2 separate regions of the Homo sapiens genome follow, and region 1 is linked to region 2. The links are chromatin contacts, found by Hi-C or POLR2A ChIA-PET in ENCODE. All regions are on one chromosome and are shown on one strand. Each heading gives the region's core, a stretch centred on a gene start or an enhancer-like site at or near the end of the contact. The rest is flanking DNA. Distances are from core to core; before and after follow the strand shown. Region 1 holds the start of ZNF337 (zinc finger protein 337). Region 2 overlaps NINL (ninein like).

The links. Hi-C counts contacts between places; a loop is a spot of excess contacts on that map. ChIA-PET counts read pairs that join two places held with the same protein, here RNA polymerase II (POLR2A). Pooled maps may share reads with other maps.
Region 1: a loop to region 2 is called in a map of dorsolateral prefrontal cortex, with 1.9 times the contacts of the local background. The contact joins the promoter of ZNF337 here to the enhancer-like site in region 2. A Hi-C loop is called at or near these places in 6 of 168 maps with a recorded cell type or tissue (HCT116, aorta, ascending aorta and 3 more) and 9 of 50 pooled maps. POLR2A ChIA-PET finds 5 or more read pairs at or near these places in 1 of 52 experiments (HEK293).

Annotation. Positions count from the first base shown.
Region 1 is chr20:25,695,546-25,698,245 of GRCh38, reverse strand. It overlaps ZNF337 (zinc finger protein 337), which reads left to right and starts at 1,393. Exons shown (of 5, transcript NM_015655.4): 1 at 1,393-1,487. LOC107985400 (a long non-coding RNA gene) reads right to left here and starts at 1,205. Exons shown (of 2, transcript XR_007067557.1): 1 at 1,083-1,205. RefSeq lists an enhancer at 1,880-1,989.
Region 2 is chr20:25,531,005-25,533,704 of GRCh38, reverse strand. The region is part of intron 1 of NINL (ninein like); the gene reads left to right. Among named protein-coding and RNA genes, the nearest start is that of NINL, 53 kb to the left of the region's middle. RefSeq lists an enhancer at 142-1,142. Within about 2 kb of position 1,329, at least 3 of the 41 ENCODE cell types and tissues checked have a DNase peak (open chromatin) inside an H3K27ac peak, as active enhancers do; they include ascending aorta and dorsolateral prefrontal cortex, where a contact is called at or near this core.

The sequences.
Region 1 (2,700 bases), core at 144-2,643, 160 kb before region 2:
ATATAGAATCAAAGTGTCTATCAACAGATGAATGGATAAGGAAAGTGTGGTACATTAACACAATGGGATATTAGCCAGTCATTAAAAGAATGAAATTCTGTCATTTTCAATAGCATGTATGAAAATGGAGGACATTATGTTAAGCGAAATGAGGCACAGCATGACAAATATCACATGTGCTCACTCATTTGTGGGGCTAAAAACGTGAACTCATGGAGATGGAGAGTAGAATGAGATAGTTAACAGAGGCTGGGAAGGATGGTGGGTAGAGGAGATAAAGAGGGACTTGTTAATCGATACAAAAATACAGTTAGAATGAATAAGATCTAGTAGTTGGTAGCACTATACAGTGACTATAGTTAAGAACAATTTTACTATATATTTAAAAATAAGAGAGAATTGGAAACTTCCTAAAACAAAGAAATGCTAAATGCTTGAGGGGATGGATACCCCAATCACCCTCATTTGACCATTAAACACTGTATGCCTGTATCAAAACATAACATGTACCCTATAAATATGTACAACTAATATTTATCCAGAATAATTAAAAATTTAAAAACCAAAAGAGAAAAAGCAAACAGCAAGTATACCTAGTAAAGGCCTGAAATATAAAGTCTACGTGGTTTGGCAAGCCACAAAAGATATCAGCATATTATACACCCTACATAATGAAAGAATTCTGGCATTGATGCATAATTAGATAAATGGGGGAACAATTAGAAATTGAAATGCAAATGTAAATTGAGTATACTGAATTATGTAGCTGAAACCTTAAATTATTTGGTAAAAGACTATATTTTTAATAAATTTAATGGGAAATTAATAAAATATTAGAAAATTTTAAAAATAATTGTATATTTACAGTGTGTACCTGGAGAAAAATTAAACCATTGAGAGATCTAAATGTGAATGATAAAACCACAAAATCCGTAGGAAAATCAGAGATCAAAAGTACTACATAGCAAAAAAAAGAAACAAAAGAAAAAAAAAAGACATACCCATAATCAAAAGACAGTGGGAAAATTATTTACCTATATCATAGAAATGGGAAAATATGCTTAATGTATGTATAGGGCTACCTAAATAAAAGAAATCGCCGGTTCTGAAAGGATCCCTCCACGTCCAAACGACCATAGGCTCGCCCCACCTGTCAGAGAGGAGTCCTTCCGAGAAGTCCTTCCAAGGATTCCGGGTCGCGCAGTCCCGGGTGGACCGCTATGACCAATATTCTGGGGCGTGTACCTGGACGACTCCCGAGGACTCTGGGGAGTGTAGTCCACCGAGGGGATGCGACGCGCAGGGTCGCATAGCCTCCGGGCCGCGCCGAGGATGCTGGGTAGCGTAGTCCCGGCCGCGCTGAGGATTCTGGGTAGTGTAGTCCCGGGCGGCGCAGAGCGTTCCAGATCCCTGGGCGTCAGCGAGCCGTGAGATGCGTGGTCCACCATCGGTGACCTCACCGCCTCGGTTCGCCCTCAGCCGCCCCGGTGAGCTGCGCTCCTGCGGGTCCCTCTCTGCAGCGCGCCCTTCCGGCGCAGGAAGAAGGGCCGGGAAGGCCTGGGACGTGAGGGCGCTGCTGGGGCCGTAGCGCGCGCTCCTCCAGGCCCGGCGTCTCCGCGTTCTGGGGAGGGGCGGAGACCCAGGCCGCGCCTTGAAGTGGGCGGTGGGGCTGCGGCTTGCCGAGCGCCCCGGGTCTGGGCCGCCACTCAGTCTCCGTTCCCGGTTGCGTGTAGTGGCGGCTCGGGCGGTGAACAGCCCGGATTTCACAGGGGCGCCGAGCAACCCAGGTCCTCTTGTGCCAGGGTCGCCGCTCCTCGGGTGGGGACGGGCCAGCGGCCTAGCGAGCTGCCACGGGGGTCTTTTGGCCGGAGGTGGAGGGGGACTCGGCCACAGCCAGGGTCCACTGGTGGGGTGGGGGTTACAGCCATGAGACGGATGGGCTAGGTCCGACTCGGGTTCCCTCCGACTCTGATGCTCCAGACTTTATTGTGGGAGGCGGGACAGGGGAGGACTTCGCCCGCGTGTTTTGGGGAAGGGCCGCTGCTTTGGGTTGGGAGCACCCCGCCTTGGGACGATCTTCCGCGGATAGGAGTGTAGGCCGGGACCAAATGTCCTCGCACGGGCACGTCTAGACGTGTTTTGGTGGGGGGGGGGGGGGATCTGCGTGGGGCAGCGTCCGCGGGAGGTGAGGTGGCTGTGGGGACCCAGGTGGCCTCTTCCCTGGGGCCTTGCTAATGACGGCAAAATCCGGGTTCTGCCAAAATATATTTAAAAAGGTTTATTCCTAGTCAGTATGAGTGACTGTGGCCCAGGTTATTCAGCCTCAAGAGGTCCTGTGAAAGTGCCCGAGATGGTCAGGCTTGCAGGTTAATTTTATACAATTCAGGGAGACAGGAATTTCAGGTAAAGTCATAAATCAGGCTGAGCAGTGTGGCTCATGCCTGTAGTCCCAGCACTTTGGGAGGCCAGGAGTTCCAGAGCAGCCTGGGCAGCACAGCAAGACCCTGTCTCTACATGAAATTAGAAAAATAAAAAAATTAGCGGGGCGTGGTGTCCCATGCCTGTGGCCTCAGCTACTTGGGAGGCCCAGTCAGTTGAGTCCAGGAGGTGGAGGCTGTAACCAGCTATGTTGGCTGCACTGCACGCTAGCCTGGGTAACACAGCGAGATCCTGCCTCCAAAAAGAAAATCATAAATCAAT
Region 2 (2,700 bases), core at 80-2,579:
CAGCATTTATTGGAGAGACAGTCTTTTTCCCGTTTTGTGGTCTTGACACCCTTGTTGAAGATCATTTGTATGCATGGGGGTTGATTTCTGGGGTCTGTATTCTGTTCCATGGGTCTATGTCTGCCTGTGCTGAGACCACACTGATTTGACTACTGTATGGAATTGATTTTTAATTTCCCTTTTTTTCTCTCTCATTTTTTATCTTTATTGTTTAGATACACTTTATAGGAGCTTTCCTTGTCTTCCGATTCTGCTGTTGACGTTTGTTTTGCCACTGTAACATGTCAGTGTCCAGGAAACTTCCCTTGGTCTCGGATCGTTCTTTTTGCCCAGCAGTCTGTTTTGTTTCCTGGCTGAAATGGCTTTCCTCTTTCCTTCTCTGGGTAGTGCAATTTTTCTGTGTGCGCGTGTGTGTGTTTTGGGCTCAGCCCCTTCATTATTCTCCTCTCCCACATCCGCCTGGCATCATCGGCTCCAGACTCCAGGGATTGGAGTGTGTGTGAACATTGGAATTCTAAGCCCCATCTTCAGGCTGCTCCACTGCTTCTGAGACCCTCCACAGTTCTGCGGGGTTCATGGTTTGTCTGCTGTCGTGTTGCCTGGGCTGTGTTCTGGGGCTCTTGGATCCCAGGGCAGCCACTTGAAGCGGCCAGCCTCTCTGCAGCGGGGTTCCTATGTGGCTGAGCCGGGCCGCTTTCCAGGTGAATGCAGTCTTCTGTGGAGCCTTGGAGTTTTTCTAAGCCTTCCTGGCCAGGGTTTCCAACTGCCTCCATTTGCTAAGGTTGGTCATGGGGTATTTGAGAGGTTACGGAAAGACGCTTTGCCCCTCTTCCTGGGGTGAGGGGAGGACAGGTTCTATCGGGTGTATGGGAGGAGACAGTACCTCCTCGTTTCCTTTATTTTGAAAATGTGGCTGGATATTGTCTTGGATAGGGGTTAGGCCATATGCTGGCAAATTGTCACAGAAAGGTCTTTGACTGGCTTGTAGACCTGCTGTGTCTGACTCACCTGCTTGCCCGCACCTGACTCACCAATAGGTGAAGCAGCTGCTCTCTGGGCAGAGTCTGAGACGCAGGAGTTAGGGAGAGGAGAGGAGAGGAGCGGCTCTGAATGCTCAGTAACTCAGCCATGGGCTTTGAGAAGGCTCAGTGCAGCCTTGAGAAGTGGTGGGGGCTGCCTGTATTTCCCTGCTCACATGGGGACAGTGGAGCAGAGCTGCAGATCCCCTTGGGGGCTGGCTGGTCAGATGGGTGGGCTCCCCCTACTGCCTATGCCATGAGCCTGCAAAGACAGGGCCAGAGGGGACCGCTGTTTGCCAGACGCCAGCCCTGCTGGCCAGCCCTCCTGTGGATGCTTTATTCGTAGTCATACGGGAATTGAAGCTCCTTCCCTCTTCTGGAAATCCTAGCCCAGCCTCGAAAACGTGAATCTGGGGCTCTGGGAGGAAGGGAAGCGGTGTGGCTGGGGCCTCCTGAGAGCCCCACGCATGGAAGGGACTGGTAGGCCCAGCTGCTGTGAGTGGCAGGGAAGGAGCTCATTCTCCAGCCTTGCTGCCCCTGCAGTCCCAGCCATGGCAGGGTCTTTCCTTTTTTGTGCCTCTCTTAGTTCCACAGAGGGTTTGCAGTGTCGTGGGCCAGGCCTGGCCACACACAGAGCTGTCCTTCTAAGGGCAGCCAGGGCTCTGCAGGCCCCAGTTAGAGACTTTCCCCATCTTGTTTAGAAAGGGAAAGATGCCCCTGAGAAAGAACTTTGAGTCCCCATTTTGTGCCTTCCCCTGTGTAGTAAAAATAGCTGTGGTGTAGGGAGAGCTGAGAGCCAAGGCCAGGCACCCCCAGCTGGCTTAGGTGCAGGACTTGCCCACAGCCGGGAGATGAAGAGATCCCTTTTTTACCCTCTGACATTGGGAAAACAGCTCAGCCGCGTTTCCTCCAAGCCTCGCTGTCTGGGAAGCCCTCCTGGACCTTCCCAAAGGCACAGCTTTTGGGGCATGGTCAGGAGGAAACAGTGGTTGGTTCATACCTTTCAGAGCTCACGAAGAGGAAGGAGCAGGGATGTTCGATGCAGGAGGTTTTGTCTTCTCCCCTGTTGCGGGAAGTCAGGGACCCCAAACGGAGGGACCGGCTGAAGTCATGGTGGAAGAACATAAATTGTGAAGATTTCATGGACATTTATTAGATCCCCAAATTAATACTTTTATAATTTCTTACGCCTGTCTTTACTGTAATCTCTGAACATAAATTGTGAAGATTTCATGGACACTTATCACTTCCCCAGTCAATACCCTTGTGATTTCCTATGCCTGTCTTTACTTTAATCTCTTAATCTCATCATCATTTTCGTAAGCTGAGGAGGGTGTATGTCGCCTCAGGACCCTGTGATGATTGCATTAACTGCACAAATTGTTTGTAGAGCATGTGTGTTTGAACAATATGAAATCTGGGCACCGTGAAAAAAGAACAGGATAACAGCAATGTTCAGGGAACAAGAGAGATAACCTTAAACTCTGACCACCTGTGAGCTGGGCAGAACAGAGCCATATTTCTCTTCTTTCAAAAGCAAATGGGAGAAATATCGCTGAATTCTTTTTCTCAGCAAGGAACATCCCTGAGAAAGAGAATGCGTCCCTGAGGGTGGGCCTCTAAAATGGCCCCCTTGAGTGCAGCCGTCTTTTGTGGCTGAGCTGTAGGGATGAAATAAGCT